Regions from separate parts of the Homo sapiens genome. Here all the other regions are linked to region 1. The links are chromatin contacts, found by Hi-C in ENCODE. All regions are on one chromosome and are shown on one strand. The core of a region is the stretch at or near the end of the contact, and the rest is flanking DNA. Distances in the headings are between cores, read along the strand shown.

Evidence for each region. A loop is a pair of places that touch in the nucleus more often than their neighbours do. Pooled maps may share reads with other maps.
Region 2: a map of CD8-positive, alpha-beta T cell shows a loop between it and region 1 (29-fold over the local background). The contact joins the promoter of KDM4C here to the promoter of SMARCA2 in region 1. A Hi-C loop is called at or near these places in 5 of 168 maps with a recorded cell type or tissue (CD4-positive, alpha-beta memory T cell, CD8-positive, alpha-beta T cell, ascending aorta and 1 more), 1 of 37 single-sample maps with no recorded cell type and 19 of 50 pooled maps.
Region 3: a map of CD8-positive, alpha-beta T cell shows a loop between it and region 1 (19-fold over the local background). The contact joins the enhancer-like site here to the promoter of SMARCA2 in region 1. A Hi-C loop is called at or near these places in 4 of 168 maps with a recorded cell type or tissue (CD8-positive, alpha-beta T cell, ascending aorta and naive thymus-derived CD4-positive, alpha-beta T cell), 2 of 37 single-sample maps with no recorded cell type and 15 of 50 pooled maps.
Region 4: a map of B cell shows a loop between it and region 1 (20-fold over the local background). The contact joins the promoter of PLGRKT here to the promoter of SMARCA2 in region 1. A Hi-C loop is called at or near these places in 2 of 168 maps with a recorded cell type or tissue (B cell and sigmoid colon), 1 of 37 single-sample maps with no recorded cell type and 11 of 50 pooled maps.

Annotation. Positions count from the first base shown.
Region 1 is chr9:2,009,118-2,017,064 of GRCh38, reverse strand. It overlaps SMARCA2 (SWI/SNF related BAF chromatin remodeling complex subunit ATPase 2), which reads right to left and starts at 1,718. Exons shown (of 34, transcript NM_003070.5): 1 at 1,661-1,718. RefSeq lists silencers at 1-58, 359-528, 1,669-2,008 and enhancers at 716-1,272, 2,059-2,108, 2,169-2,218, 4,429-4,558.
Region 2 is chr9:6,754,400-6,762,346 of GRCh38, reverse strand. It overlaps KDM4C (lysine demethylase 4C), which reads right to left and starts at 4,374. Exons shown (of 22, transcript NM_015061.6): 1 at 4,144-4,374. RefSeq lists enhancers at 340-1,022, 3,061-3,280, 4,481-4,840, 5,572-6,283 and silencers at 3,941-4,110, 4,201-4,440.
Region 3 is chr9:6,679,640-6,687,586 of GRCh38, reverse strand. No RefSeq gene overlaps it. Among named protein-coding and RNA genes, the nearest start is that of LINC02851, 21 kb to the left of the region's middle. RefSeq lists enhancers at 3,861-4,120, 5,689-5,808, 5,879-6,168, 5,634-6,382, 6,289-6,668. Within about 2 kb of position 5,911, at least 41 of the 41 ENCODE cell types and tissues checked have a DNase peak (open chromatin) inside an H3K27ac peak, as active enhancers do; they include CD8-positive, alpha-beta T cell and ascending aorta, where a contact is called at or near this core.
Region 4 is chr9:5,433,363-5,441,309 of GRCh38, reverse strand. It overlaps PLGRKT (plasminogen receptor with a C-terminal lysine), which reads left to right and starts at 3,385. Exons shown (of 6, transcript NM_018465.4): 1 at 3,385-3,521; 2 at 4,616-4,741. RefSeq lists enhancers at 2,019-2,178, 3,739-3,828, 2,884-4,083.

The DNA.
Region 1 (7,947 bases), core at 469-2,968:
GGCGCGGGTGTCCGCCGGAGCCCGCACTGCCGCGCCCCGCCCTCCGCCGTGTAACTGCACCCAGGCTGCGAGGCCTGGTGCGGGGCACCGGGAGCACTGTGCTCCGTGTGCGCCCTGCGGCCGGAGGGCGCCGAGGGGCTGGCGCGCCGGACCGGTTATTTAGGGAAGTGCATCGCGACACCTTTGCAGATGGCATGGCCGTGTTTTGCAACGCAAACGGGAGGAAGGGAAGACGGCCGGGTGGAGGGGGAGAGCAAAGGAAGGGGTAAACCAGGTTGGGATGGGAATAAAGCAAACTCCTGAGCAGGGAGCGAGAAGGAAGGAGTGCGTGTCATCGTTGGGAGGAGGCTCCTACCCGGTCTCCCCGCCTCCCGCCCTCGCCACCCCCCTATTCCCTCCCCACCGCAGCCCTTCCCCTTCCCGGGCGAACCACACCGCCGCTGCCCGGTGGTGCGCGGGTCCTGTTTGTGACAGTCAGGCAGACAGGATTATCCGGATCATGGCCTCCCGGGCCCGCAGCCGCCGCCGTGGCTCTCCTGGGTCCCGGCGCGCCCCTAGCACCCGGACGATCGCAGGCGCCCCACGCCCGCAGCTCCCGCGGCGCAAGCAAGGGGAAGACGCGAAGCAAAAGAACACGGACCCGGGGAGAGGGAGGGCAGGGTAACGGAGGCTGGCGGGCACCTCCGACCTCCTTGGGGGCCTCCTCCCTTCCCTCCAGCAGTGCGGCCCGGGCCGGACATCCCGAACTTTAACACCCGAGCCTGCGCTGCCGCCAGGTACCAGAGGCAGGGACGTCCGCAGCGCCCGGGGCGCAGCCCCCTGGCAGCCCCTTTGCCTAAAGGCCTGCCTACCAATCAGCCTCCCCATCCACGCCGGAGGAAACGCGGAAAGTGGAGGTGACACCTCCGATCAGGCACGCACCGGCCCCGCGGCAGTGGCCGCTACCTCCTTCGCGCGTCAGCTCAGGCTTCTCCCGCTGCGATCCGCTCACGTCTCCGCAGCCGGAGCCCTTTGAACAAGTCCCTGGGAAGCGGGTGGCAACAGCGTCCGTTGGCGCCCCGCCGCCAGCCTGGGCTCCCCGCCCTCCTTTCCCGTTCCCCTTCCAACTCTTCCGGGGAGGGTTGCCCGGGATGAACAGTAGCGTTTCCATCCTCCTCCCCTGTCCCCCAGGCCTTCCCCCTCCTGCGGCCACCCCCCTCCCCGCCGCCTCACTTTTAAGGGGATGGGGGGATTGCAACCTGGCCCAATGTGTGTGTTGCAACCTTGAGTTGGCAGCGCCTCTGACTGCCCACTCAGGATCAAGGCTGTGGCTTGTTGGGATTTTTTTCCTCCTTTGCCCCCTTGAAGTAGTAATTATTACTGTTATTATTAGAACAGCAAGGTTCGGTTGAAACTTTCTCGTTTCTTCCACCGCCGCCTGGGAGCTGTCGTTAGAGCATTCCACCTGAGGCCCGCGGGGAGGAGGCGGGCTTTTTTTTGTCGCGGCGGTTGGCCCGCCTGTTTGTTTTGGTCTCCTTGCATGCACAATAAATAATAATTAGGATAATAATGGATAATCCCGGGCGAAGGCGGCGTGGTGCCGGAGGGGTCTGAGCGGCGGCTGCAGCGGGGCGGCCGAAGGGAGGGGAAAGAGGAGAAAAGAGTTGTAAGTTATATTTACCTTGCTCGCGAGGAGTGTGCTGGCTGAATCTCTTCCCTCTCTGAGTCACCCAGAGTACAGAAACAGAGGGAGAGAGGACTAGATTATGAATATGACTTCATTGATGACAGCCGTCCCCTCCTCTTCCTAAACTCGGGCTCCGCCCAGCGTCCCACCCTCGCCTCCTCCGCGGGCGCCGGAAGACGCGCCGCAGTTGGCCCCGCGCGCCGCTCCTCCCTGCCCGTCCGGGCGCGGGTTGGCGGGACGCGCCTGTCACTCGCTCAGCTCAGCGACTCCGGGAGCGCGGGGGGAGGAGGGGGCGGTGTGCAAGAATGTGGATCTAGACAGCTCTACTGTATGCGTGGATCCGTGTGTGACTGCAAGGCGCCGGCTCTCGGGCCGCGTTTGTGCCTGGAGCAGAGAAACTGCGCGGGATGCAGAAAGCCCCAAGCCCTGCTGGAGCTGGGCGCCCGCTGTCCCTTCCCTGGCAGTCCTCTTCCTCGGGCGCCGCGGGGCTCCTCCAGGGAGACTGCGGAAGGGGAGGAGGCGAAGCGAAAACGGAGGGCAGCCGTAGTAATAGCGCGTAGTAGTTCGGGGGTATGTGGAGAAGGTGCTGGAATTTAACTGTGCCTCCGCCTGCCAGTGCGAGCCTGCAGAGAGAGAGGGAGGGGACGGGGGACGGGCTCCGAGTGGCACCAAAGCTGTTTGTGGCACAGTGTGGACTGTGGAAAAAACGGGCATTGTCGTGCCGGCTGAAACTTTTTCTCCCCCTTCCCTAAGGCTGTCATTATAAATCTGCCCCCTATTCCAGGTAAAAAAATAAAAAATAGAAAAGGGAGGCGGGCACAAAGAACGTTCCTGCCAAATCTGTCTCTTCCCTGAAGGACTGCAAGCTTCCAAATGCCAACGAGGGAGAAACAGCTGAGAGGCTGAACGCCTTATAAATAAGTAAACCCACCCTAACCTCTCTGTTTACTTCGTGGACTAGGTACAGCACTATAACCTTCCCTCACCTGCCATCTTCGCTAAAATATATACAAAAATATGGAAAAACAAACCCTGGGGGCGGGGCTGGCGGGTTAGGGGGCGGCTGAAGCATGGAATCTGGTTTTGATTTAAAAAGGGGAATAAATCTCTTATTTTCTACAGACCGTAGTCTCTTCCCTCTCACCCCGCATTTGAGACCAATTAAGGCTGCAAATTGTAATTTGCTGGCAAGTCGCGGTTTTGAGACCTCTTTGCTCCAATTTTCCTTGAAATACAGTACTTTGGCCGGACCAATAGGTCGGTGTTTGGTGAGACAATTTTATTTTTAGTTTTATGAAGTGTGAAAGAATGTTAGGAGACTTTAAATCAGGGGCCTATTATTTTAGACTCAGATTAATGTAGATGCTTGACTCTTAAAACTGTTCCTATGCAGTAGTGTTATGAAAAGTATGATTTATCCCTTATTTCGTAATGTAATGGCTTAAATTAGTCATTCAAAGTGCACTGTGACTATCTGGTTGAGGATTCTTCCCCCTAGAGTAAAATCCTATTTTAAGACCATTTTACTGTTGCAAAATTGACTCCATTTGAGCAACTGGGTCTGAAATGCAGTTCTAGGATGCTTAAAACTTCAGGCTGGATAAGTTGAAGACAAGAAGTAATGGAAAGAACGCCAAATACTGCCATGTAGTCATTAAGAAGCAAGAATTCTTTATATCACTGGTCCACTGCTGGCTGAAGCAGAGCCCACTAGGGCAGCATTTTCATGATGGCTGGGAGTGTTGGTGATCACCCACCCTATAGCTTTCTAAGGTCTTGCTACTTGCTTGTTAACTTTAGCTTCATCATTTTCTGTCTATCTTGAAGTGAACCTCAAGACAACGAAAGATAACACAGCTAAGAGAAATAGAATATAGTGTGCCCTGAAGGATCCATTGTAAGAACTTGTTTTTCTGCCTGAGGATATGCCGGTATAACTATTAACTGAGAAATATATAGGGAGAAATTTTAAACAAGACTAGTAGTATAGTAAAAGTGTAACATAAATACTAACTTCTAACTGCCTAATAAGTCGCAACTAATAATATAGCCAGATAACCTACCTGTCTCTAATAAAGAGATTTAACCTAATAGCAATGCTTATTACATTGAGAGTATTAGGTTTTAATTTTTTTGGGGTCTAATTTGTTTCTCTGGCATGCCGGCCTCACATGCCAATTTTCAGAAATTGATAACTTCACTTTTATTCCCTTGTGAATAAATGCCCTTTATCCCCTTAAGATTCTACTTCCACTTGCCATGCAAATCCTCAAAAAAACAAAAACAAAAACAAATCAATTAGTAAGTCCCTGGAGAAAGAAACTGTCCATTCCTTCTGGCATTTTGTCACAGGGAAAGTAAAGAAGAAAACATTCCCTTTGTTATATGTGTATATTCTTCAGCTCATATAAAATTTTGATGTTGTCCTTGGAGGCGTTGGTATCCACGCATTGTATACACACAGCTATGGGAATTAAAATACATCGTTGGGAACAGAGATTAAATATAGATATTGCATCTCCCTCTCCCTTCGCATTGGTCTAAGAAAGCACCACCTTCCCCCATCACCCTTCAAGTTGTTCCTCTAAAAATTCGTCTTGTTTGTAGTTTGTACCCTAGCAGTTACGAATTTTATAAAATAAGGCCTCAACACAGGAGAAATGAAAAGGCAGCGTCATTCACTTGGTACAAAAAGAAGATTGTAGAACATATAGCATGAGTTTCACCTCTGAGGTAAAACGAAATTTAACAATTGAAGTTAAGGAGGAAAATGATGGGTTTTTTTTGTTTTGTTTTGCAGAAAATCATACAAAAGCAAATGTGGTTGGAGGGTAAAAGGACTCCAGGAGGCTGCACAGGGTGCTACGTTCACACGCAGCTTTTCTTTTTGGACTTTGATGAGTCATAATGTGTTCTCTGAACTTGCTTTTCTCTTTCTAGTTTGGTATCAAAAGATAGAAGTCACTTTTTCATGTCTGTATGGCCACATTCACTTGTTATGTAAGTCTGCTTTGGTTACATTCTGTATAGAGTAGATACTGGGTTTAAAACTTGGTATCTGGATACAACACCCTCATAAAGAAAAATTCCATGCACAACGTTAGGAAGCTTCTAGTCCCAACAGACAAACTGTTAATGCTGCCTGAAATGTTGCCTAGCTTCAAACACGAGCAGGTAAGACCGTTTAGGCAGTGAGTATTTCATCTTCAGTAATGGAAACCAAGATTTGACAAATTGAATCAGCTGACATTTAATTTAAAGAATAGTTTAGAATTAACAAGTAAATTTATTACAGAAATAAACACTCCTCTCTCTCCTTTTTTCTTTTTTTCCTTTTTGAGTCAGAGTCTCGCTCTATTGCCCAGGCTGGAGTGCAGTGGCGGGATCTTGGCTCACTGCAACCGCCGCCTCCCAGGTTCAAGGGATTCTCGAACCTCAGCTTCTCGATTAGCTGGGATTACAGGTGCCCGCCACCATATCCAGCTAATTTTTGTATTTTTTGTAGAGACAGGGTTTCACCATGTTGGCCAGGCTGATCTGGAACTCCTGAACTCAAGTGATCCACCCGCCTCTGCCTCCCAAAGTGCTAGGATTACAGGGGTGAGTCACCACACCCCGCTCTCTCTTTTTTTTCTAATGGGCATGTTCAATAAATTATGTTTTTCACAATCATTCCCCCAAAATACCACCCCCAATTCTCTTTATGATTATATCGTTCTTTAGCTTAAAATCCTTTGTCTATTCCCAATCCATTTTACGGTAAGTTTCAAACTTCTTGGCATGTTATCCTAGGCTGTGCATAGACAGGTCTCTACCAGCGTTGTTGACCCTGCCGCCAAAAATGCCTGGGCTCAGGGAAAACCTGTCTACCGTTTGGTTCCTAAGTGACCACATTGGACATTCTCCCCTCTGACTGAAGTGCAGATCCTCAACCCACATCCTCAAAACTCAACTATGACCCAGAATCCTTCTAGTGGTCTTCCCTGTTCTCCCCAGGCAGAGGAAGCTGCTTGTCCTACTCTGCTCCCATAGCAACCGGTGTGCGCCTCCATTATAGCACTTATCACTTTGATGCAATTATTTGTTTGGTGTTGTCCTCTAGATGGTTAGTGCCTGGAGGGTGTTTCGATTCATCTTTGAAACCTCAGCAATTACCCTGATACCTAGCACATTGTATTTAAAAAAAGAAAAGAAAAAAAAACTTTGTTGAAGGAAAGGATGAGAGATAGATAATAAAATTACCTGACATAGAAAATTTAGCCGGTCTTCACTATTAGTAATTATCATGTTAATGAACAACATCAGTAAGTGTTCCGAATCTTTACAGTATCTGCCAAGGCTTGAAAACGCTTGGAAAATGTGTTTGGTTTTTGTTTGGTTTTGTTTTGTTTTGTTTTGGGGAGGGGGGATGTGGGAAGATGAGGAGAAGCTACAGCTCTTGTAGTCATAGAAAGAGCACCGACAAGAGGTTTTGTTTGTTTTTAAATTAGGCTAGGAGTAACATGAATGCATACATGGCAATTGTTTAATACAGTAGTCACAATTATAATTGCAGCTCCTTTTTATTTCTCTTTTAAATTACATGCCTGAAGTTGTACAGAGACTTGTACATATGTTGTTTAATCCATTTAACCCTACGAGATCTATGACTTCATCTCCATTTTACAGGTGAGGAAACTGAGAATCAGGAAGTAATTTGCCTAAGGCAGGGATCTCCAAAGCGGAGTGACCAAGACAATTTACTGTGAAATAGGAAGAACAGAAGAAAATCTGTTTCTTTTTTCTTTAATAATTGAAAAAAGTAATGATGCAAGGACAAAAAAGAGCTTTATGTATATTTATTATACTCATTGACCCTTGACCCTAGAGTGTTTTACATGGTCCCTAAGTAAACTGGTCATGTGTCATGTAGTGTAGCTGAAGAGTACTGAAAAACAAAAAGCGCCACAGGCAGAGGGGTGATACTGGCACCTTCTGGTTCTTTCATTGTCATTGACATCTTTTTAAGCATTGATATTGCCTTAATTTTACAGGTTCCACGTTAAATAAATTCTTAAGATTATATCATCTAGTTTTTTTTTTTGTTTGTCTTTGTTTTTGTTTTTGTTTTTTGAGACAGATCTCGCTCTGTTGCCCAGGCTGGAGTGCAGTGGCTTGATCTCTGCTCACTGCAAGCTCCGCCTCCCGGGTTCACGCCATTCTCCCGCCTCAGCCTCCCGAGTACCTGGGACTACAGGCGCCCGCCACCACGCCCGGCTAATTTTTTGTATTTTTAGTAGAGACGGGGTTTCACCGTGTTAGCCAGGTTGGTCTCGATCTCCTGACCTCGTGATCCGCCCACCTCAGCCTCTCAAAGTGCTGGGATTACAGGCGTGAGCCACCGTGCCCGGCCTATATCAATCAACTCTCTTATTTGGGGAGCACGTGGCTTAAAAAACAATTTCTGTGAGGAAATAGAAAATTGAGATAATACCAATAATATAAGCACAGGTGAAAATCAGGATCAAATTTGCCAGTTTAACCTCTGAGAACTCTTTTCCAGCCAAATTGAGGACTAAAACAATGACAGCCTAATGAGATCTAACAAGAAATAGGTCAGGCCGGGCGCTGTGGCTCACGCCTGTAATCCCAGCACTTTGGGAGGCCGAGGCGGGCGGATTACCTGAGGTAAGGAGTTCGAGATCAGCCTGGGCAATACGGTGAAACCCTGTCTCTACCAAAAATACAAAATCAGCCGGGCGTGGTGACACACGTCTGTAATTCCAGCTACTCGGGAGGCTGAGGCAGGAGAATCGCTTGAGCCTGAGAGGCAGAGGATGCGGTGAGCCAAGATCACGCCATTGCACTCCAGCCTGGGCAACAAGAGTAAATCTCCATCTCCCCCCAAAAAAAAAGAAGAGAAAAAAAAGAAATAGGTCAAAAACATTCATAATTTTCCAGGACTATTTGAAATTTGGATTTATATTAACTTTCATAAATGATTAATTCTGTTCTAAGCATGTATGTTTCCTTGAGATACTATTGATTGTATGATAGCATGCTTAGCAAGATAATTGAAAATTTTCTATTCATCTTATTCTTTTACAATTTTTATTTTGTGTATGTTTTATAATGCACATAATATATTAATAATGAATACATGTGTTATGAGTAAATATACATAAATCATGCTCTATCTTTTTTTTTTTTTTTTTTTTTTTTTTTTTTGCTTTTTAACTGTAAGGGGTATGTGATTAAACAACTTGGAGATGACTAAATGATGAAGTCAGAATTTTTAACTA
Region 2 (7,947 bases), core at 3,125-5,624, 4.7 Mb before region 1:
AAATTTTTTTAACTGAAAAAGAAAAGAAGGAACAATGAGAACACATGGACACAGGGAGGGGAACATCACACACCAGGGCCTGTTGTGGGGTGGGGGGCTGGGGGAGGGATAGTGTTAGGAGAAATACCTTATGTAAACAACGAGTTGATCAGTGCAGCAAACCAACATGGCACATGTATACCTATGTAACAAACCTGCACGTTGCGCACATGTACCCTAGAACTTAAAGTATAATAAAAACAGAAAAATGGGCAGGCATGATGGCTCACACCTGTAATCCCAGCACTTTGGGAGGCCGAGGCAGGCGGATCACGAGGTCAGGAGATCGAGACCATCCTGGCCAACACGGTGAAACCCCGTCTCTACTAAAAATACGAAAAAAATTAGTTGGGCGTGCCTGTAATCCCAGCTACTCGGGAGGCTGAGGAGGAGAATCACTCCAGGGAGTCGGAGGTTGCAGTGAGCCGAGATCATGCCACTGCACTCCAGCCTGGGCGACAGAGGGAGACTCCATCTCAAAAAGAAAAAGAAAAAAGAGACAGAGGTTGGGAGAGAAGCATTAAATACTAATATTTAACAAAAGGGAACACACATTTTTCAGTAGATATTGAGCTTAATCAAAGTACAGAATGTACCTATCTTATCACTAAATATAGAGCAAATAAGTGAATATCAAGGGAATAACCATGAGCAGTATAAAGACTGTGCTAACAGGAAGGGATGATCAGGCCAGGTGCAGTGGCTCACGCCTGTCATCCTAGCACTTTGGGAGGCTGGGGCAAGCGGACTGCTTGAGCCCGGGAGTTTCAGACCAGCCGGGGTACCATGGCAAGACCACAAAAATCAGCCAGGCATGATGGCATGTACCTGTAGTCCCACCTACTTGAGAGGCTGGGGCTGGTGGACTGCCAGAGCACAGCAGACAGAGAGGTTACAGTGAGCTGAGACTGTCACTGCTGCACTCCAGCCTGGGCATCAGAGTTACACCCTGTCTCCAAAAAAAAAAAGAACAGGATGATCTTAATACTGACATCCAGAGGCCGGGCACAGTGGTTCACACCTGTAATCCCAGCACTTTGGGAGTCCAAGGTGGGCGGATCACCTGAGGTCAGGAGTTCGAGACCAGCCTGAACAACATGGTGAAACCCTGTCTCTACAAAAATACAAAAATTAGCCAAGCATGATGGTGGGTGCCTGTAATCCCAGCTACTGGGTTGGCTGAGGCAGGAGAATCGCCTGAACCTGGGAGATAGAGGTTGCAGTGAGCCGAGATCGCGCCATTGGCACAGAGTGAGACTCCATGGACAACAGAGCGAGATTCCGTCTCAAAAAAAAAAAAAAAAAGACATCCAGGAAAGGAAAACACAGCATTAACCATAGAATAAAGCCCCACTTTAGAGAACTGGAGAACTGAAGTTGGCAGTGGAATAGGGAAAGATCAACAGGCCCCTTCAAGGCTTGAAAGAGTATCACCAAGCCAGGCACGGTGGCTCACGCCTGTAATCCCAGCACTTTGGGAGGCTGAGGTGGGCAGATCACGAGGTCAGGAGATCGAGACCATCCTGGCTAACACAGTGAAACCCCATCTCTACTAAAAATAAAAAAAAAATTAGCCAGGCATGGTGGTGGGTGCCTGTAGTCCCAGCTATTCAGGAGGCTGAGGCAGGAGAATGGTGTGAACCCAGGAGGCGGAGCTTGCAGTGAGCAGAGATCGTGCCACTGCACTCCAGCCTGGGCAACAGAGTGAGACTTCGTCTCAAAAAATAAATAAATAAATAAATAAATAAATAAATAAATAAATAAAAAAGAGTATCACCCAAGACTAACTATCCCTCCTTACGCATGCAGTCATTCAACAGATGTTTAACCTAGCAATTACATTATATATATATATATATATACCCAAGAGTAGAGAAAACACGCGTCCACACAAAAACTAGTTCACAAATATTCATAGCATTACTCAGCCAAAAGCAGAGATAACACAAATGTCTACCAACTGATGAATAAACAAAATGTGATGTATCCATAATAGAATATTAGCCATTAAAAGGAATGAAGTACTGATACAGGCTGCAACATGGATGAACCTTAAAAAACATTATGCCAAGTGAAAGAAGTCACTCACAGAAGACCAGATAGTGTATTATTCCATGTATATAAAATGTCCAGAATAGCCAAATCTATTGAGACAGACAGCAGATTAGTGGTTGCCTAGGGACAGAAGGGGATAGAATTGGAGGGAACTAGGCAATGACAGCTAATAGGAACAGAGCTTCTTTTGGGGATTAAAAAAATTCAAAAATTCATTGTGGTGATGGTTGCACAAGACTATTCATTTACTAAAAGCTTTTATTTATTTATTTATTTATTTATTTATTTATATTTTTACTTTTTTTTTTTTTTGAGATGGAGTCTCAGTCTGTCACCCACGCTGGAGTGCAGTGGTGCCATCTCGGCTCACGGCAACCTCCACTTCCAGGATTCAAGTGATTCTCTTGCCTCAGCTGGGATTACAGGCGCCTGCCACCATGCCTGGCTAATTTTTGAATTTTTGGTACAGACGAGGTTTCGCCATTTTGGCCAGGCTGGTCTTGAACTCCTGACCTCAGGTGATACACCCGCCTCGGCCTCCCAAAGTGTTGGGATTACAGGCAGGAGCCACGGCGCCGGGTCTGATTTTCAACTTTAGAAAAGCAACTGACTAAAGTCTGTTAATAAAAAGAAATAAGTCTTCGGTTTAAATTGTACTGTATTACCAAGTTTGCGGGATACTGTAAAGCTTATGTGAAAACTTTTCATAACACTGAAATTGGGAGAAAAAGCACCTAAAAAACCCGAACAACCGTGTAATCCGTTCCAAAACAAACTATGGGCGGGTTGCGCGGAGGCCAGCAAGGTAAGAAAGCAAGCGATAATCGCAAAGCAGAGCCGACTGCTTCCTAATAAAAAATGGACCTTTAAAAATTAAAACCACTAGTTTTCAACCACAACACTTCGAAATGAGAATATTAGTCACCGTTGCCATAGAAACAGTAAAGCCAAGCTGCCCGGAATTTAGACATTTTTTTAAATACCGCAAACTGAAATGGGTGAAAATAGGGCAGAGTTTAGTGTGAACCTAAGTGGCCGGAACCTACTAGTAACTTTCACCAGGATAAAAGTGACTCTGCTTTTCTAACCTACATTTCCGAACAGTGCTTTATAAATCACCTCTCGGGGTTAGTTTATCAAGCGCAAAAAAAAGTTTACCTTGTCTCTTCCGGAAGAAGGAACCTGACAAAACCCCTCCCGGTAGTATTGCCCACAATCAGAGCCAGCCAGCGCAGGCTTGCACCGCGCAGCAAAGGGGGAGCCCAGCATCAAGTCCACGCGGAAAGCATCTGAATCCCGGCTGCTGGCTTTACTGGCGGAGCACAGAGGAAAACCCCAAGCTCCTGCCTACAGCCCCGGCCTGTCTGGCTCCCTCCTCCACGTCCCCACTCCACGCCACGTTCTGTGCCTGGCAGTCCACGCGCCCTAATCCAACTCGCATTTATTTAAGCACCCGCCGTCTACACCGCATCATGGTTCCTCCAGGCACTGCAGGAAGAAATGGCCCCATGCCGGGGGAAAGAAACACCAAAAGGACAGCCGCGAGGGCTGAAGACGACCCCGAATGACGGGATGACTGCCTGCAACGGGTGGTCAGGAGAGGAGCTCCCACCCTCACCCCGCGGGTCGTGACACTCCCAGGGAAGGGAGGGCCCCGAGGGGTGCACCAGGCCCGGCCTTCCTGGAGTCCGCCACAGCCGACTGGCGGCGTTAAGAGGTCCGCATCCCAGGACCGCCCGAGCGCTCCTCTGCCCCAAGGAGGCGACCCCGACTCCGGATCCCGGGAAAACGGCGAGCGCGGGTACCGAACCTCGGTAAGGGCCGGAGCGGGCTGTCACCGGCCCCCGCATCCCTCCCCTGCGGCCGCGGCCGGCCGCTCCCTCCCCAGCTTGACAGTCGCTGCAGTCACGGACGGAGCGTCTCTGCCCCAGCGTCGCCGCTCGCCCGGACGCCCGCACCCCCGTGCCCCACGCGGAGGGGGGCAGTGCCGGGAAGACCTCTCCGGACCCTCCCCCCGCCCTGGCCCCCAGACTCCGGAAAAGCGGTTACCTGGCGCGCGGGTTGGGGCGAGAGCACGACTCGGTGGAGGAGGAAGAGAAGACAGTGGCCTCCGGCCCAGGGAGATTTGGGAAATTTGGGAGACTTGTTCCGCACTAGGTGACAGCTGTTCGCTGCGCACGCGCACAGGACCCCGGCCGCCCGATCACTGCGCCGCGCCTCACCCTCCCGTCGAGGGGGTGGGTGGGAGGCAGCGGCGAAGGCGCGCGCACCGCCGGCTCTCCCTGCGCGAGGGCGCGCGCGCCGTCACGTGACCGCTGGGGCCCGCACTTGGTGAGTCACGTGGGCTTACAAACAGCTTAAAGGTGCCCGGCACGCTCTTGCTTTGGGCTCAACTTCCGCGCTGTGGTTAACTTAGGCTTGCTGGCGCGCATCTTCTTGTCCTTTGGACACAGGCATATCCCATTCTTTCCGGAGGGGAAAGATACTCGCGTAGAAGGAGAAAACAGGTGCACAGAACCTTGCCCGGAAGCGCTGGCTGGGGTCCCGCAGGGCTGGACCTGATGTAGTCCACGCGCCACACGTCCTCCTGGGCGCCGACGCGCACCTATGGCGGCCTCCGACGCGCGGACGTCAGCGTGGCGTTACCGGGGTGGAGCCTCGGAATGTACTGGAGAGCCTGGCGAGAAAGTCGGGGCTCGCAGCTCTCCGGCGATGACAGCGCTGTGTTCCCGTTCTCCCTTCACCCGGTGGCCGGGACCACTGAGCCTCCTTCCCACAATGGGAGATCCCGAATAGGCGAAGAGTATCTTCGTGTCCCAACCCTTTAACAACTACCGCGCAGGAGCGTGTCAGCCTCTGGAAGCAAAACTGTCCGGTGTTGAGTCACCTACACCCAGCACGTCCCGCCCCGACCCGCCCAAGTGTGCTCTTAAGATAGGGAGGCACAAAGGTGACCCCAATAGGAATCCTGGGCTGGCGGTCCCTCAGAAACTAGAGTTGATAACAGTTTGGCCAGAACTGAAGTGACTAGAAATGCAGGTGCCTCCAGCGTCTGAGACTAGATAAGTTAACTTCCTACAACTTGTTGCTTTTCCTCTGTAACTCCGCCTTCCGAGGTGTCAGAAGGAACCAACCAGACCTTAAGCCCCTGTACTGCCAAAGACAGATGGTTGAGCATCAGATGTTTTGCAAAGCTGAATGATTTTTTTTTTAAACTTCCTACAGAGCTCCCAGCTGGGTCCCTTGTGGCGTTTTCTCTAACGTCTTAGCTAAGAAAGATTGGGCATATCTTCACACCAGTGAGCAAAGTTGGGCTAATATGCTGAATTTTCTGTTACATTATACTGATAACAGAATTTTAAAAATATATCGACACCGCTTACCACGCGCTTGAACTCGTTTCTCACTGGGGTGAACATTGTGAGGACAGATGGAATGTGATTAATTGAGCTAAGGCTAACGGGATTATTGGGTCACCATATTTCTTTAGTTGTTAAAAACAAAGTTCCGCTACACACACAGACACACTCTTTTTTGAGACGGAGTCTTGCTGTGTCGCCCAGTTTGGAGTGCAATGGCGCTATCTCGGCTTACTGCAACCTCCGCCTCACGGGTTCGAGAGATTCTCCTGCCTCAGCCTCCCGAGTAGCTGGGATTACAGTCGCCCGCCACCACGCCCAGCTAATTTTTGTATTTTCAGTAGAGACAGGGTTTCGCCATGTTGGCCAGGCTGGTCACAAACTCCTGACCTCAGGTGATCCGCCCGCCTCGGCCTCCCAAAGTGCTGGGATTACAGGCGTGAGCCACTTCACCCGGCCACACACAATTCTGAACTTGGCTAACGTATACTCAACTGGGAATTTTCCAAATGTGTGCATGTAACGTCAGGATCCCAACCATCCTTACAAGTAAATTGGATATGCTAAAATAATAAATATGCAACCTAACACTTACTTAGAACAGTAATGTGAGCTACACACTGTCTTCAGAGCTTCACATGTATTAATAAATACTTATAATAATTCAATGAATAGGTACTATTAATACCTCATTGTTACAGATGTGGAAACTGAAGCATAGCGGTTAAGAAATATGTCCACAATCAAGCAGCTAGGGTCTTTTGGAAGCCATATGCTATATTAGAAATCTTGTGCACCAGAATAAAAAATCTGGAAACCTGAAATCCATTTTCTTCAGAATTTGCAGATGCACAAATAACATTTCTTTACCATTGTGAATTAGAGTATGACTTTTTTTTAACCTGAAGAACTGAAGTGGATATACGAACCTTGCTAACTTCACTGAGCACTTTTTAATTTTAAGGAAGATAATGTAAAATGTCAAAACACTTCAAAAGCTGTAAAGCACTATGTGAATCCATTAAGTGCTTCACAGTCTTGGAAAGTGAAGAGAGCCTACTAGAAAATCAACTGGACTCATGGCACTGAGGGCAGTCTTGTGTCCCTAATGTATCAAAATACCTCCATATTATGAATTATCGTGAAAACATTTTAGCCATATAGTAAATTTTTTATTTAGATTCAATTGTTTAAATCCCAATTGCAATATATTAATGGAAGGCTGTATGAACAATACATAGATTCCCCTTGAAGTTTATATGTAATGTGAACTAACGAACAGATCATCAGATCACCTCAGAGACAATACTTGTTTTTATTTTATTTTATTTATTTGTTTGTTTTTTGAGACAGAGTCTTACTCTGTTGCCCAGGCTGGAGTGCAGTGGCGCCATATCGGCTCACTGCAGCCTTGACCTCCCGGGTTCAAGCAATTCTCGTGCCTTGTGCCTCATTCTCCTGAGCAGCTGGCATTACAGGCATGTGCCATAATGCCCAGCTAATTTTTGCATTTTTTTATAATTGAGACAGAGTCTCACTCTGTTGCCCAGGCTGGAGTGCAGTGGCGCGATCTCAGCTCACTGCAACCTCCGCCTCCTGGGTTCACGGCATTCTGCTGCCTCAGCCTCCCAAGTAGCTGGGACTACAGGCGCGTGCTACCACACCTAGCTAATTTTTTGTATTTTAAGTGGAGACGGGGTTTCACCGTGTTAGCCAGGATAGTCTTGATCTCCTGACCTTGTGATCCACTCACCTTGGCCTCCCAAAGTGCTGGGATTACAAGCGTGAGCCACCATGCCCGGCCTAATTTTTGTATTTTTTGTAGACAGGGTTTCGCCACATTGGCCAGGCGGGTCTCAAACTCCTGAGCTCAAGTGATCTGCTGGCCTCCGCCTCCAAAAGTGCTGAGATTACAGACGTGAGCCACCATGCCTGGCCAATACTTGTAAGTTTCTTAAAATATATATAATGCAGCAAATTTATATGCTGCTTTTTTTTTTTTTTTTTTTTTTTACTTTGAGACAGGATCTTCACACTGTTGCCCAGACTGGAGTGCAGTGGCACTATCACGGCTCAATACAGCCTCCACTTCTAGGATCATGCAGTCCTCCCACCTCAGCCTCCCATGTAGCTGGGACTACAAGCGCACACCACCACACCTGGCTAATTTGTTTATTTCTTTGTAGAGTCAGGGTCTCACTATGTTGCCCAGGCTAGTGTCAAACTCCTGGGCTCAAATGATCCTCCCGCCTCAGCCTCCCAAAGTGGTGAGAATACAGGAGTGAGCCACTGCCCTGGCTGCAAATTGATATACTTCTAAATAATAGTCTAATTTTGAATCTGTTGAAGTACACTACACTTTTTACAAATATAAATAATTGAGCTGGGCACAGTGGCTCATGCCTCTAATCTCAGCACATTGGGAGGCCAAGGCGGGCATATCACCTAAGGTCAGGAGTTCAAGACCAGCCTAGATAACATGGTTAAACCCTGT
Region 3 (7,947 bases), core at 4,662-7,161, 4.7 Mb before region 1:
CCCGGGCCCAGGAGGTCAAGGCTGCGGGGAGCTGAGATTGCACAAGTGCACTCCACCCTGGGCAACAAAGCAAGACCCTTCCCAAAACATAAAATAAAAATAAAAATGAAAAATCAACTGGAGTCAGGCAAGGTGGCACATGCTTGTAATCCCAGCACTTTAGGTGGCTGAGGCAGGACGATCCTTTGAGTTTGGGAATTTGAGACCAGCCTGGGCAGCACAGTGAGACCCTGTCTCTACAAAAATAAATTTTAAAAGCTGGCCACGATGGTGCAGGCCTATGGTATCAGCTACTAGGGAGGCTGAGGCGGGAGGACTGCTTGAGCCCAGGAGATCTAGACTGTGGTGAGCCATGCTTGTGCCACTGCAAAGTCAGACCTGGGCAACAAAGTGAGATTCTATCTCAAATAAATAAAATAATTGCTGGCCAGGTGCAGTGGCTCACGCCTGTAATCCCAGCACTTTGGGAGGCCGAGGCAGGTGAATCACCTGAGGTCAGGAGTTCGAGACCAGCCTGGCCAACATGGTGAAACCCCATCTCTACTAAAAATACAAACTTAGCCAGGCCTGGTGGCGCATGCCTGTAATCCCAGCTACCTGGGAGGCTGAGGCAGGAGAATCGCTTGAACCCGAGAGGCGGAGGTTGCAGTCAGCCAAGATCCTGCCACTGCACTCCAGCTTGGGCAATAGAGTGACACTCCGTCTCAAAAATAATAATAATAAGTAAAATAAAATAATAATAATTGCTATTATGTCTGTTGATCCAAAGTCCTGTTTTGGCAGTATTATATGTATTGTGATTAAAACAAAGTGAAAACCATAATTATTTTCTAAGTTGTGTTTCTTTGGGTAGTCAAATGGTCTTGAAATCTGGTGCGTAACAATAAAATCAATAAAAACAGTTCTTGGGATAGAAAATCTCAGGGTTAGTATGTCAGGACATATTTTCAGAAATGAACACTAGATGTCAGCTTTTAGGCAAGCTTTTCTGAGTCACTGACCCATTTTTACCTCCCGACAAAACCCAAGCCAAGTCTTTTCTGAATGTAGAAACTTTCCTCCTCAGGGAACTCCACTTCCGCAGGGCTCTCCCACTGACACCCCTGATAGGGTAACATTTGAGCTATTAAAATTAGCAGGAACTAAACTAGAAAGTGAAGCACCTATGGAGGTTTCTGGGGAGACATTAAATAAAAAACAGAGAAACAAACAAAAAATATAACCTGCAATTCTCTCCCTCTATTGTACTTTACTATCATTTAAAAGAATAAACACAGGCTGGGTGCATTGGCTCATCCTTGTAATCCCAGCAATTTGGGAGGCTGAGGCTAGAGGATCACTTGAAGCCAGGAATTCAAGACCAGGCTGGGCAACATGGCGAGACTCCATCTCTACAAAACGTAGAAGAATTAGGCAGGTGTGGTGTTGTGTGCCTGTAATCCCAGCTACTCGGGAGGCTAAAGCAAGAGAATTGCTTGATCCCAGGAGGCAGAGGTTGCAGTGAGCCAAGATCATGCCACTGCACTCCAGGCTGGGTGACAGAGCAAGAACCTGTCTCAAAATAATAATAATAATAATAATAATAATAAATATATGGCTGTAATCTCAGCACTTTGGGATGCCAAGGCAGGCGGATCATGAGGTCAAGAGATTGAGACCATCCTGGCCAACATGGTGAAACCTCGTCTCTACTAAAAATACAAAAATTAGCTGGGTGTCGTGGCGCGCGCCTATAATCCCAGCTACTCAGAAGGCTGAGGCAGCAGAATCGCTTGTACCTGGGAGGTGGAGGTTGCAGTGAGCCAAGATAGCACCACTGCACTCCAGCCTGGCAACAGAGCAAGACTCTGTCACAAAATAATAATAATAATAATAATAATAGTAATAATAATAATAATAATAATAATAATAGGCCATGGCTGGGCGTGGTGGCTCAAGCCTATAATCCCAGCACTTTGGGAGGCTGAGGCGGGTGGATCACCTGAGGTCAGGAGTTCAAGACCAGCCTGACCGATATGGTGAAACCCTGTCTTTACTAAAAATACAAAAAATTAGCTGAGTGTGGTGGCGGGTGCCTGTAGTCCCAGCTACTCAGGAGGCTGAGACAGAAGAACTACTTGAACCTGGGAGGAGGAGGTTGCAGTGAGCGAAGATCACATGACACTGCACTCCAGCCTGGGCAACAGAGTGAGACTCTGTCTCAAAAGAAAAAAAGAAAAAAAAAAGGCTAGATGCAGTGGCTCACACCTATAACCCCAACACTTTGGGAAGGCAAAGGCGGGCGGATCACCTGAGGTCAGGAGTTCGAGACCAGCCTGACCAACATGGCTAAACCCCATCTCTACTAAAAATACAAAATTATCTGAGCATGGTGGCGCATGCCTATAATCCTAGCTACTTGGGAGGCTAAGGCAGGAGAATCGCTTGAACCCAGGAGATGGAGGTTGCAGTGAACTGAGATCATGCCATTGCACTCCAGACTGGGCAACAAGAGCAAAACTCCGTCTCAATAAATAAATAAATATTAAACATAAAAATAATTTCATCTTTGTAATGAAGAGGGTGGAGCATGGGGAGAAGGAAATCTTCCTGAACCAATTACAAAGACCTCATGTCGTGCGTGCATGGTTTAACAGCAAGTTTTTTCAGCATTTGCTTTCTTTTCCCTTTTTTTGTAAGCAAACAAACAAACAAACAAACTCTACTCTCTGCCTATTTATGCCTTCAGTAACTATTTATGAAGTATTTACGGCGTACAACTTAGTACATGTCTCAGTCTGTGGCAAATGATGGAAGCCTAGAAAACACATATGGACAAGGTCAATCCTCTACCCTTGAGACCACTGCAGTCTCATGGGGGAAATAAGACAGTTACATAAAATGTCATAGTGTAAAGTACAGTTTCTAGCATGCACATTTTTTGGTGGCACAGCACAAATTAAGTATTTTTTCTCATTTTTTATTTTGTTTTTTTGAGGCAGATTTTTGCTGTGTCACCCAGGCTTGAGTGCAGTGGCGCCATCTCAGCTCACTGCAACCTCCACCTCCCGGATTCAAGTGATTCTCATGCCTCAGCCACCCGAGTAGCTGGGATTACAGGCACCGCCACCATGCCCGGCTAATGCTTTTTGTATTTTTATTAGAGATGGGGTTTCACCATGTTGGCCAGGCTGGTCTCGAACTCCTGACCTCAGGTGATCCACCCGCCTCGGCCTCCCAAAGTGTTGGGGTTACAGGCATGAACCACCATGCCTGGACAGAAATTAAGTCTTACTAAGAGGCATTTTAGGCCGGGCGCAGTGGCTCACGCTTGCAATCCCAGCACTTTGGGAGGTCAAGATGGGTGGATCACCTCAGGTCAGGAATTCGAGACCAGCCTGACCATTATGGCGAAACCCTTTCTCTACTAAAAATACAAAAATTAGCCACGCGTGGTGGCAGGCACCTATAATCCGAGCTACTCAGGAGGCTGAGGCTGGAGAATTGCTTGAACCTGGGAGGCGGAGGTTGCAGTGAGCCGAGATCGCGCCACTGCACTCCAGCCTGGGCAACAGAGCGAGACTCCCTCTCAGAAAAAAAAAAAAAAAAAAAAAAAAAGAGGCATTTTACTATTTTATATTGGGTAAGCATGGAAAAGGAGGCAAACTAATTTATTTGAGTGTGTAGAGAAGAAAAAGCAAGTTTTCCTTAACCATGGTAAGGTTCATGGCTGAGACTCCTATAACAAAATACAGATTAACAAGAGAAAAGCATACAAATTTGTGTAATATAAGTTTTACATGATGGGGAGTCTTCCTAAGGAAATGACCCAAAGAAAAGTCTGTGTACTTTTATGCATAGGTTTGAGAAAGTGGATAGTTGTGCAGAAGTATGATTGAACAAAGCGGGTATGATCTCACGGTAATAAATTGGGGGCATGAGATTAGCAAGACCTGTTTGTTCAGATTATTCTTGGTGTCCCTGTGTGACATTCCTTCCACCCTGATATAGGGCAGGACACCTGCCACATGAGGGTTTTCAAGAGAGATAAGAGGATGACCTTCCTAGGCTTTATGGCCTGCTTCAGAGACGGGTGAGGGAGATGTGACAGTGGCCTTCCAGTATATGCTGTTTTCTCAACTTCCAAGGTGCTATGTTTGGGGGTTGGGTTTCCTATGCCATATCAGTGCTTACAGTATGACAAGCAGCATGATGAGTGCTTTACAAAGCCTGCACTACATGTCAGGTAGTTTTTACTCATTTGTAAAATGAGCAATCTTCATTTTAGAAAGACTGACCAAAGGCCCAGTCATACAGATAGACGGTAGAATCCGGAATTGAAACTAGCTTCCTAAGCTACAATGGAGTGAAGCAAAAAAAGGAACTAAAACTAGGTCTAGGCTGGTAGGCTGGGTGCAGTGGCTCACGCCTGTAATCCCAACAATTTGGGAGGCCGAGGCAGGTGGATCACGAGGTCAGGAGATCGAGACCATCCTGGCTAACACGGTGAAACCCCGTCTCTACTAAAAATACAAAAAATTAGCCGGGCTTGGTGGCGGGCGCCTGTAGTCCTAGCTACTTGGGAGGCTGAGGCAGGAGAATCACTTGAACCCGGGAGGCGGAGCTTGCAGTGAGCCGAGATCGCGCCACTGCACTCCAGCCTGGGCAACAGAGCGAGACTCCGTCTCAAAAAAAAAAAAAAAAAGATTTTGAAGCATATGTTTCAACAGAGCAGATGGAGAAAGTTACGTCAAACGTCTTGAGAGGAGGACATGGAATGCCAAACACAAGGATCTAAAAACGGTAGTGGTGCTTTAATCCCACTGCCTTGGGACAGTGACGGAAATCAGGGACAAGAAGAAATACATTTCTTGAATTGGGCAGCTGAAAACCTAAAAAAATCGCTATCAAGTCCATTTATTTGTGTGTGTACATTTATTTATTTGTATTATTATTATTATTTGAGATGGAGTTTCGCTCTTGTTGCCCAGGCTGGAGTGCAGTGGCTCATCTCGACTCACTGTAAGCTCCGTCTCCCGGGTTCAAGCGATTCTCCTGCCTCAGCCTCCTGAATAGCTGGGATTACAGGCACGCACCACCACGCCCAACTAATTTTGTATTTTTAGTAGAGATGGGGTTTCTCCATGTTGGTCAGGCTGGTCTCGAACTCCCAATCTCAGGCGATCCGCCCACCTTGGCCTCCGAAAGTGCTCGGTTTACAGGCATGAGCCACTGCGCCCTGCCTGCATTATTATTTTTTAATGAGACGGGGGTCTCACTATGTTGCCCAGGCTGGTCAGTAACTCCTGAGCTCAAGCAATCCTCCTGCCTCGGCCTCCCAAAGTGCCATTTATATTTTATATACTCTAAAGGACCATGGGGCAGATACAGCACAGGCGGAAAGTCAGCTTTGAGTTAAGCCTGTTGGAGATGTAACAATACCAGGCAGAAACCCAGAAAGATGGGGCGTAGGGCTGGGTGCAGTGGCTCCCGCCTGTAAGCCCAGCACTTTGGAAGGCCAAGGCAGGCGGATCACTTGAGACCAGGAGTTGAGACCAGCCTGGGCAACATGGCGAAACCCCGTCTCTACCAAAAATATAAAATTAGCAGGGCGCTCACCTGGAGTCCCAGCTACTCAGGAGGCTGAAGTGGGAGGATCGCTTGAGCCCGGGAGGCGGAGCTTACGGTGGGCCGAGATCGCGCCGCTGCACTCCAGCCTGGGTGATAGAATGAGCCCCTGTCTCAAAGAAAAAAAGAAGGAAAAAAAAAAAAAAGAAATGGAAGCAGTGTAGGACCGAAGACGTCTGGGACGGAAGCTCACCCCCAGGAAGGCCTAGGGAGAGAGGCACCGGCGACGTGTCTGCACCACGCGTCACCGGCACGCGCGGTCCACACTCCAGCGCCGGGTCTCGCGAGAGCCCCAAGCGCGGAACCGAATCTGCAGGCGCGCCACTCTTTGCCTGCGGCACCCTTCCTCCAGTTCTCAGGGTGATGGTCGCGATAGTTGCACCAGCACATGAGGGCGAAAACCTCTTGTGCTGCCTCCCCGTGACTGCCAGTTCCCGGACCACGTTCTCCCCAAGAGCCCAAGAAGGGCAGACAGCCAGGCGCGCTTGGCTGGTCTCGGGAGGAGGAAGTGGCGGAAGTGGGATTTGGGAAACAATCCTGGAGTCGGTGTGCTACGCATGCGCCGAGGGAAGCGGCCAGGCGGGTGGAGGCGGTGACCGCGCGGAGGCACCGGCGGCCCAGAGGCTTATAGTCTCGCGCGCACAGCAGCGCGCTACGCGGCCATCACAGCACAGCCGATCCAGAGTCCAGTCACGTGACCCGCTCGTGGCAGTCCGTGTGGGGCACTGTAGTAGCATTTAGTGAGTCAGGCGAACCTAGCGGGCTGCCGCCCCAGATCAGTTTCTCCGTCAGATTCCATTTCTCCAGCGGCACCTGAACCGGCGCGGTCCTCTGCGTCTTCTTGCTCCCTGGGGATGGGGCCCGGAGCCCCCTTCTTCATAGAAGGGAAAGAGATTTGAGCAGGTGGAAGGAACAGGTGCCCAGGACGCTGTCCCGACGCCCACACGATGCGCTGAGACCTGAGCTTACCCTCGCGTGTCCCATCGTGCGGTGGTTCTGTCGCGGCCCTATGGGGAGGGACTCTGTCAGACGGGGACGTCACGAGGCGGCCTTGCCGGGCAGGGTATTGGGGGTACCGGCTCCATAGTTTAACTCCGCCTAGTAGTGACCGCGTCTTTTTGCGGTTTTCCTCAGTCCTGTGGCCGGAGACCTCTGCAGTCTCCCTCCCGCAATGGAGACGTCCTAGGAGGTCTTCTGTTTCCATGTTTAGGGAAATGGGAAACCTACATAGTTTAGTAACAAATTGAAAGAGTAGTCCAAAGTCTTCCAACAAAGAAGACTGCAAGCCACCATGGCTTCCCTGGCAAATTGAACGATATATAAGAGGAAAACATAATTCCAGTCTTTAATAGTTCCAGAATAAAAGGGGGAAGGAAGATGAAAGCGGGTAACACTTTTAAACTTTTTAATGGCCTAGCATAACCCTGATAGGAAAACCTGACGAGAACAGCGAATGGAAGGAAAAGTGTATGCAAGTTTTGCTCATGAGTCTAGACGGGAAACTCTGTAAGCAAAATATTAGCAAAATCTAGTATTATGTGAAAGGAATAATACCATAGCCAAGTTATGTGGTTTTTTGTTTTGTTCTGTTTTGTGGGGGTTTTTTTTTGAGACGTTTTGTTCTTTTTTTTTTTTTTTTTTGAAACCTCCACCTCCTGGATTCAAGTGATTCTCCTGCCTCAGCCTCCCGAGTAGCTGGGATTACAGGCGTGCGTCACCACGCCCGGCTAATTTTTTTTGTATTTTTAGTAGAGACGGTGGGGGGGTTTCACCGTATTGGCCAGGCTGGTCTGAAACTCCTGACCTCAAGTGATCCACCCGCCTGCCAAAGTGGTGGGATTACAGGCGTGAGCCACCTCGTCCAGCCAAATTAGGTTGTTTTAACATGAGAAGACAAATTACTGTAATTGAAGATACTAACTAATTAATGGAGAAAATATCATCTTAATAAATGTAGAATAATTTATTAAATTTAACACTTATTCATGATAAACACTCATGGAAAACCAGGAATAGAAGAGAAATTAATCTTATAGAGGGTATCTGCAAAACACCATACACCAAACATCCTACTTAATGGTAAAGCGTTGAAAGCGTTTAAGAACTTGGGGCCTTTAACTCTACAGAGTTTCCCAGAGTTGTGACTTTGATGATTCCATATACATAGACCATTTCAACATGTTTCTCTGTCCTATTTCCTGCTAATTGGTATGTTGGATTATTTTATTCCTTGGAACATAGTAATCATAATTATTTTGTAATCTGTATTATGATAATTCCAGTGTCTGAATTTTTTTCAAGGTTTTTTTTTTTTTTTTTTTTTTTGAGACAGAATCTCAC
Region 4 (7,947 bases), core at 2,136-4,635, 3.4 Mb before region 1:
ACACTACTTAAAGGAGTATGACTAAGAGAACCATCCAGTTGAGTCATCCAGAGTCTAGCAACAGCAGGAAGACTGCGCTCTCTCTAGGCTACATAGCAAAGGAGAAAAGTGTTTCCAGAGCCCATGGAGCTGGAGCCATGGAGAAGGGACTGCTTGCCAAGAGCTGCAATTGTGGAGAAACACAACCACCACCAGATACTCAGCCCCAAACAGAGAAAGAACAGAGAAAATATACCCTGATGTCTTTTTCCTCCTGCCTCCCATCTCCCTGAATGCCTCCCGCTGTCCAAACTCAAATGGAAACCAGCTGAGGAGAGCCCAGGTGGTGCCGTCCAAAGAGGTCAGCTTTGGGGTATAGAACAGGGCAGGGAAGTGAGGAGAATGAATATGATGGAAGGCAAACAGAAAACCTAGACAGTCTAATTGTTTTGTCACCCAGAATTTATTCTTTTCCTTTGCTCAGATGAAGAGCAGCTCATCCCTTACATATGAGAATGACAGAGTCTGACAAGATTTCTCCTCGACCAAACTTTAGTCAGGCTCCTCTAAGCCATCTCCTTGATTAGATATTGACCTTGGGCTGCAGTGTTCATCCTTGCAGAATCAGTGTTGGCAAGAATCCTGCTAAGTCAGTTTAGAGAGGATCTTCCCACCCTGAATGTTTGACCACTCTCAATATCTGATCAAATTCCTTACCCCCACCAGCCCCCAGGTGATGTCTGCTTACCCTGGCCTACCTTTAGCAAGAATCCTGTTAGGTCAGTTTAGCAAGGATTTCCCCTACCCTTGCTGTCTCTTCTTAGTAATTTTCCATCCACGGACCCCACCCCCATCCACACAACCTGCTCCTCGGCTATAAATCCCCACTTATCCTTACTGTATTCAGAATTGAGCCCAGTTCTTTACCAAGGTCTCTTTCCCCCTATTTCAAAAGTTGCTGAATAAAAATCTATTTTTACTGCTACAGCTATTGTCCAGCTTTGATTTTCCTTAACAAGCCTCATCAGCTGCCATATTGCCTTGAGGGGATGTCAGTTCAGGCACATTCTCACCCAGAAACTAAATTGTAATATTTATCTCCACCACTACTCTTTATGCAGGGTAATAGGAAAAGAGAGTCAGGGAAGAAGTAATTAACATTTTAAATGGAGAGCTACTATAATTCCTGCCTCTAGAGCTTGTTGCAAGGCTAAAATTAATAATCATAGCTTCCTACTCATTTACTTATGTATGTTTCCCCTGCCCTATGCCAACACCTAGGTAGATCAGGATTTTTTTATCTGGTATGCTTCAACACTTTAATTTCTTCATGATCTGAAATTTCTGCATTACTTCAGTTATCTGATAATCATTATTATGGCACACGGCAGTATTAAGAAGTGCCCAGTGAATCTCCAGGTGTCATGCATAGTTCTTCTTGCCCTCAATATATAGATGTAACCCAATTTCCTTTTGGTATTTGGGATGAATCATACCATTCTGTCACTGTGAGGAATCAAAGTGACCAGAGGGCAGTTTCAGCTTTCGAATCAATGAATTGAAATTCAATTCAATTCAGTGACGGGGTCTTCTAGTGGCAGCATTCCTTCCTTTGGATCTAGGCTTCCAAACACAATAAACCCAAGGTTGTAGAAATGGTGTGCTGGAATACTATGCAGCCATAAAAAATGATGAGTTCATGTCCTTTGTAGGGACGTGGATGAAGCTGGAAACCATCATTCTCAGCAAACTATCGCAAGGACAAAAAACCAAACACCGCATGTTCTCACTCATAGGTGGGAATTGAACAATGAGAACACTTGGACACAGGAAGGGGGACATCACACACCGGGGCCTGTTGTGGGGTGGGGGGAGGGGGGAGGGATAGCATTAGGAGATACACCTAATGTAAATGACAACTTAATGGGTGCAACACACCAACACGGCACATGTATACATAGGTAACAAACCTGCACGTTGTGCACATGTACCCTAGAGCTTAAAGTGTAAAAACAAACAAAAAAAAGAAATGGTGTGCTGGATATTTTCTATTTCTCCCTCCAGGCATTGTGCCTAGTAGGCTGACCTCTACAGACTACACAGACCTAGCTCCACTGTCTTCTGGCTTCCTGGTGGATCCAGCCAGCGGAAGACCCCAGCTGGATATCAGAGCTGGGAGAACAGAGAGGTGGGTCTTCTCCACTCTGTCCCTGCTTTGGGCTGACGTCTCAGCACTGGCTACAACTATAGAATCTCACCTTACTTGGTGAAAAGTTGGCATTGCTTGCTTTCCTCTACTGAACGACACGGTTCCAGTTGGTTACTCTCTCGTACAGCCACAGCTACCGCTCTCGCTCTCGCCTGGTTTTAGTAACTGCTTCCTTCCCCCACCCCTCAGCCCTATAGTTACTAACAGCTCCCCGCTGTTACTGGTTACTACTGGTTACGGAAGGCGAACTATGTGCCCGACACTGTGCTAAATGCCCACATATATTATCTTTTAGTCCTCACAATCCAATAAATTAGATGGCTTTAGTCCTGTTGCAGAGGTGATAAATTCAGAGTGACAGTGACAGAGCTAGAAATTGAAGGTAGGTGTGTTTATGCTAGAGTCTGTGCACTCAAACACGATTCCTTACTTCTTGCATCAGTTGTTAACCTCCCTTCAAGAGTGTCAAACCTCCTGGTAACCCGCCCATTCCCTTAACTGGAAATGAGGGTGCTGTTGCAATTTTCTCATCCAGCCATTCCACAAATGGTATCTGGAATGTGGGACCCACAGTCCAGAATCCTGAGGGCTGCTGTTGAGAGCATCAAGACGCGCCCAGGAGGTCAGGGCGGTGTGCACTCACACGCTGAGCCTGGAGAAAGTTAGACGCCTTCTCCACCGCTGTGGTGGTTAGCAGGGACTTTCCTGAAGGCCAGAGACTGGTGACGTTCATGCTATTTTTCCAAGCCATTTGGTAGCAAAGAACAGAGTGCCAACAATTCAAGCATTCTCTCAGGCTGGGAGAGAGACGTGGCTTATTCAAGATAGAAATTGCTGGTGAGGTTGAGGCGAGACCGACATCTCTCTGAGCAGCAGGGGAGAAAGACGGCTCTGTTCAAAAAAGAATGGGTAATTTCAGTCAATTCTCTTCTTTCTCGTTTCTGTCTTATCTTTATGACTTTTTAATAGTGCCAATTTAACAGATGAGGGGACAGAGGCCTTTAATTGAGAATTCCACTCCGCTTCCTCTGCCTCATCTCAAAAATCTGGCAGCTGAGTCGCCGCGGCTTTGAATTTGCCTCTTTTGACCTTCCCCTCCCACCTCTGGTAACACTGAGCCTGGCCCGGAAGGACACACCCGGCTTCTGGCGGAAGTGCCGGCTCTTTAAAGAAGCTGAGGGCTGCGCGAATTGGCTGAGGTGCGTCATCTACTGTGTCTGGGCGCCAATCCCGACGCTGGGCGGAGCGAGGCCCGGTCCCTGCAGCGGGCGAAAGGAGCCCGGGCCTGGAGGTTTGCGTACCGGTCGCCTGGTCCCGGCACCAGCGCCGCCCAGTGAGTGAACACCGGCCGCAGGCGGGTGGGGAGAAGGGTCAGCCCGGCCATGTCAGTCAGCGCGATCTCCTGGGCTCCGGGCTTGCCAGGCAGCGCTGGGCGCCCGCTCCTCGTGAGCGCCGGCTCTTGGCTCTCGCACTGCCCCTGGTGCTGATAGGTATTGCCAACTTCGTTCCATTAGAGCGCGTTCTTGTCGCCTGGCGTGGACTCCGGATCTCTCCGTAGCTTTAAAATAGAGTTGAGAAAAACAGGCACAGTGCTCTCAACAGAAATCAGCACACTATTGCGGGGAATACCTAAATTACAGTAACTGGCCTCAGGGAGCAAGGGCGGTGTTAATTACAGAAAACCTCCGGAAGCTGTGGGCTCTGGGCTGGAATTTGCAAGGGGATGTGGCTTAATTTCAATGGGATGCAAATATTGAAAATGACTGTGGTGAGACGATCAGTCATACATTCAGGCAATGTGTCATCTGATCGGGAAATAAGTCAGCGTGGTAATCCCGATGACAGAATTCATGCAATTAATTTTTTATGTCCCCCCAAGTAAAATCAAATCTAGGTACTCACGGGTGACCGGAAGAAAGGTTGTCTGGAACTTGCAGGCACCACTTCTCCTCCCCAGAAATACACCTTCCCATAGTAATCTATAGCTCACCTGAGGCAGGGCTGAAGCATTAAAGACCCCTTCCAAGATCTCAGAAGGAATCAAAGGGAAAATGAAGACAGAGGGATTGAAATCAGCATTCTCTGCAAAACATCACTCTGAGACACAGTGATGTTTAAAATTGTATAAGTAGCAAGACATTTTTTTTTACCCCTGGTGAAAAGTGTTAGAATTTTTAAAAGACTTAACTTATACAAGTGAGTGAAATCAAAGTTATCCCTATTGCAAGGTCAATTTTGCTTATTTTCTGATACATATTTTGTGAGCAAGAGGAGATAGCTGAAAGTGTTCTGGACACCCTACGGAATATTCCCAGACTTTGGGAAATGACTTTGCCAGGAATGGGGAAGTTGGGAAAGGAAAGAATGTTGAAAATACTGAACTCCAGGGTGAAATTTACAAGGTGTGATGCATTTATTTATTCTCAGGTGTGGTTTCCCATAAGGAAGCTCTTCTTCCTGCTTGGCTTCCACCTTTAACCCTTCCACCTGGGAGCGTCCTCTAACACATTCAGACTACAAGTCCAGACCCAGGAGAGCAAGGCCCAGAAAGAGGTAAATCTAAATACTAACTTCCCAGACAGTGTTTCTTTCCCAGATGATTGACATGAGGACTCTCTCTTTTCAGGGGAGATCCTAACCCCTTACAAACAGGAGCACTTGAAAGCACACAGCTCTGTGATATACAGGGTATGTGGAGGAATAGTACTAGAGTACAGTTGTTTTCTTTATAAATGTTTGCAGCAGGTGTAAAAATTTAGTCATCCACTCCTATGTTCAGAAGAAAAATAAGTAATGGCAAGTGGCCTGAGCCACAGTTTTTCTTGTATCTCTCATGCTTTGTGCAAATATTTAGGGGAAGTAGACACCATGGAGACTATCAAGATGGATAATATCTCGCTCCTAACCTCAGGCAGGTTCTGGTCTGCTGTTAGAGATGAGTCGCATGGGACTGTTAGGGTTTGGAGAAAGGAAAGAACTGCCAAATCACCCTGCTGTCAGTGAGTGGCCTCTAACTCTGGTCACAGGGTGCTCGAGTGGCACAGTGGCAGAAGGGGAGGGAAATCTCACCACCTCAGGCCTTTTCAGCATTGTGCCTCTTCATCCTGGTAAGTGGTTTGGTATCCTGTGCTCAGCTTTGAAGCTGACTCTGGCACAGAGCCCTGAAACTCCAGGTGTATCCTTGATCAGAATACAAGGAAGTCACTGAAGTCTTGCTTGCAGCTCCCACTCACCTGGAACCCCATTAGCTGGGCTTCCCACAGAATACTTGGGAATCCTGGCTGTAATGAATTAAGACTGGCCATTCTTACCTGAGGTTCACAACCCTACTCAACAGCCTATTAAAGAGAAAAGGTATCAGCAACATTGTTGAGAAGGGTAGAGCAGTTGTAACTTTCCCCTGAGTTTTGCAGTATTCTGAAATGCAACCAACTAACTCAAGGTCTTCTGTACCCACCCAGTTGGATTAAGAATAAAAATTGGAGTTCTGTCCCTTGTAGAGTTGACAGCCCACTTAAAAACTTACATAAGATAGACACTACTGTGCATTCATCTAAAAAGTACATTTTCCAGGACATTCAAGTATCTGTATGTTTTTCCATTTTTGAGAACTTTAGTACATGCTATCTTGGAGAGAATGAGAGTGAAGCTGGAGGAGGATGGCTAAGGCAGTTAGCAGTGGGTGGATGGAAATAAGGGGCATGTAGGAGAGGGACAGGGATTGTGGTGGGATGACAGGAAGAATAACTGGTCTACTGACCTTGAGACAGCTCAATCTTCTTCTTTTTTTTTTTTTTTTTAGTATTTATTGATCATTCTTGGGTGTTTCTTAGAGAGGGGGATGTGGCAGGGTCATAGGATAATAGTGGAGAGAAGGTCAGCAGATAAACACAAGAACAAAGGTCTCTGGTTTTCCTAGGCAGAGGTCCCTGCGGCCTTTGGCCCTGTTTGTGTCCCTGGGTACTTGAGATTAGGGAGTGGTGGTGACTCTTAACGAGCATGCTGTCTTCAAGCATCTGTTTAACAAAGCACATCTTGCACCACCCTTAATCCATTTAACCCTGAGTTGACACAGCACATGTTTCAGAGAGCAGGGGGTTGGGGGTAAGGTTATAGATTAACAGCATCCCAAGGCAGAAGAATTTTTCTTAGTACAGAACAAAATGGAGTCTCCTATGTCTACTTCTTTCTACACAGACACAGTAACAATCTGATCTCTCTTTCTTTTCCCCACATTTCCCCCTTTTCTTTTCGACAAAACCGCCATCGTCATCATGGCCCGTTCTCGATGGTCGCTGTCTCTTCGGAGCTGTTGGGTACACTTCCCAGATGGGGCGGCCAGGCAGAGGCACACCTCACTTCCCAGACAGGGCGGCCGGGCAGAGGCGCTCCTCACTTCCCAGACGGAGCGGCCAGGCAGAGGCACACCTCACTTCCCAGACGGGGTGGCGGCCGGGCAGCGGTGCTCCTCACATCCCAGATGATGGGTGGCCAGGCAGAGGCGCTCCCCACCTCCCAGAGGGGGCGGCCAGGCAGAGGCGCCCACTTCCCAGACGGGGCGGCTGGGCAGAGGCGCTCCCCACCTCCCAGACAAAGAGCAGCCGGGCAGAGGTGCCCCTCACTTCCCAGGCGGGGCAGCCGGGCAGAGACACCCCTCACCTCCCAGACGGGGCGGCGGCCGGGCAGAGGTGCTCCTCACTTCCCAGACGGGGTGGCGGCCAGGCAGAGACGCCCCTCACCTCCCAAATGGGGCGGCCGGGCAGAGGTGCTCCTCACCTCCCAGACGGGGTGGCCAGGCAGAGGCGCCCACTTCCCAGACGGGGCGGCCGGGCAGAGGCGCTCCCCACCTCCCAGACGAAGGGCGGCCGGGCAGAGGCGCCCCTCACTTCCCAGGCGGGATGGCTGGGCAGAGACACCCCTCACCTCCCAGACGGGGTGGCGGCCGGGCAGAGGCGCTCCTCACTTCCCAGACGGGGTGGCGGCGGGGCAGAGACGCCCCTGACCTCCCAGACAGGGTGGCAGCCGGGCAGAGGCACTCCTCACTTCCCAGATGGGGCGGCCGGGCAGAGGCGCTCCTCACTTCCCATTTGGGGCAACGGGGCAGAGGCGCTCCTCACTTCCTCCCAGACGGGGCAGCCGGGCAGAGGCGCTCCTCACTTCCTCCCAGACGGGGCGGCCGGGCAGAGGTGCTCCTCAATTCCCAGATGGGGCAGCCGGGCAGAGGCGCTCCTCACATCCCAGACGGGGCGGCCGGGCAAAGGCGCTCCTCACATCCCAGATGATGGGCGCTCAGGCAGAGACGCTCCTCACTTCCCAGACGGGGCAGCCAGGCAGAGGCACTCCTCACATCCCAGACGGGGCAGCCGGGCAAAGGCGCTCCTCACATCCCAGACGATGGGTGCTCAGGCAGAGACGCTCCTCACTTCCCAGACGGGGCAGCCGGGCAGAGGCACTCCTCACATCCCAGACGGGGCGGCCGGGCCAAGGCGCTCCTCACATCCCAGACGATGGGCGCTCAGGCAGAGACGCTCCTCACTTCCCAGACGGGGCAGCCGGGCAGAGGCACTCCTCACATCCCAGACGGGGCGGCCGGGCAAAGGCGCTCCTCACATCCCAGACGATGGGTGGTCAGGCAGAGTCGCTCCTTGCTTCCTAGACGGGGTGGCGGCCGGGCAGAGGCACTCCTCACTTCCCAGATGGGGCAGCCAGGCAGAGGCGCTCCTCACATCCCAGACGGTGGACGGTCAGGCAGAGATGCT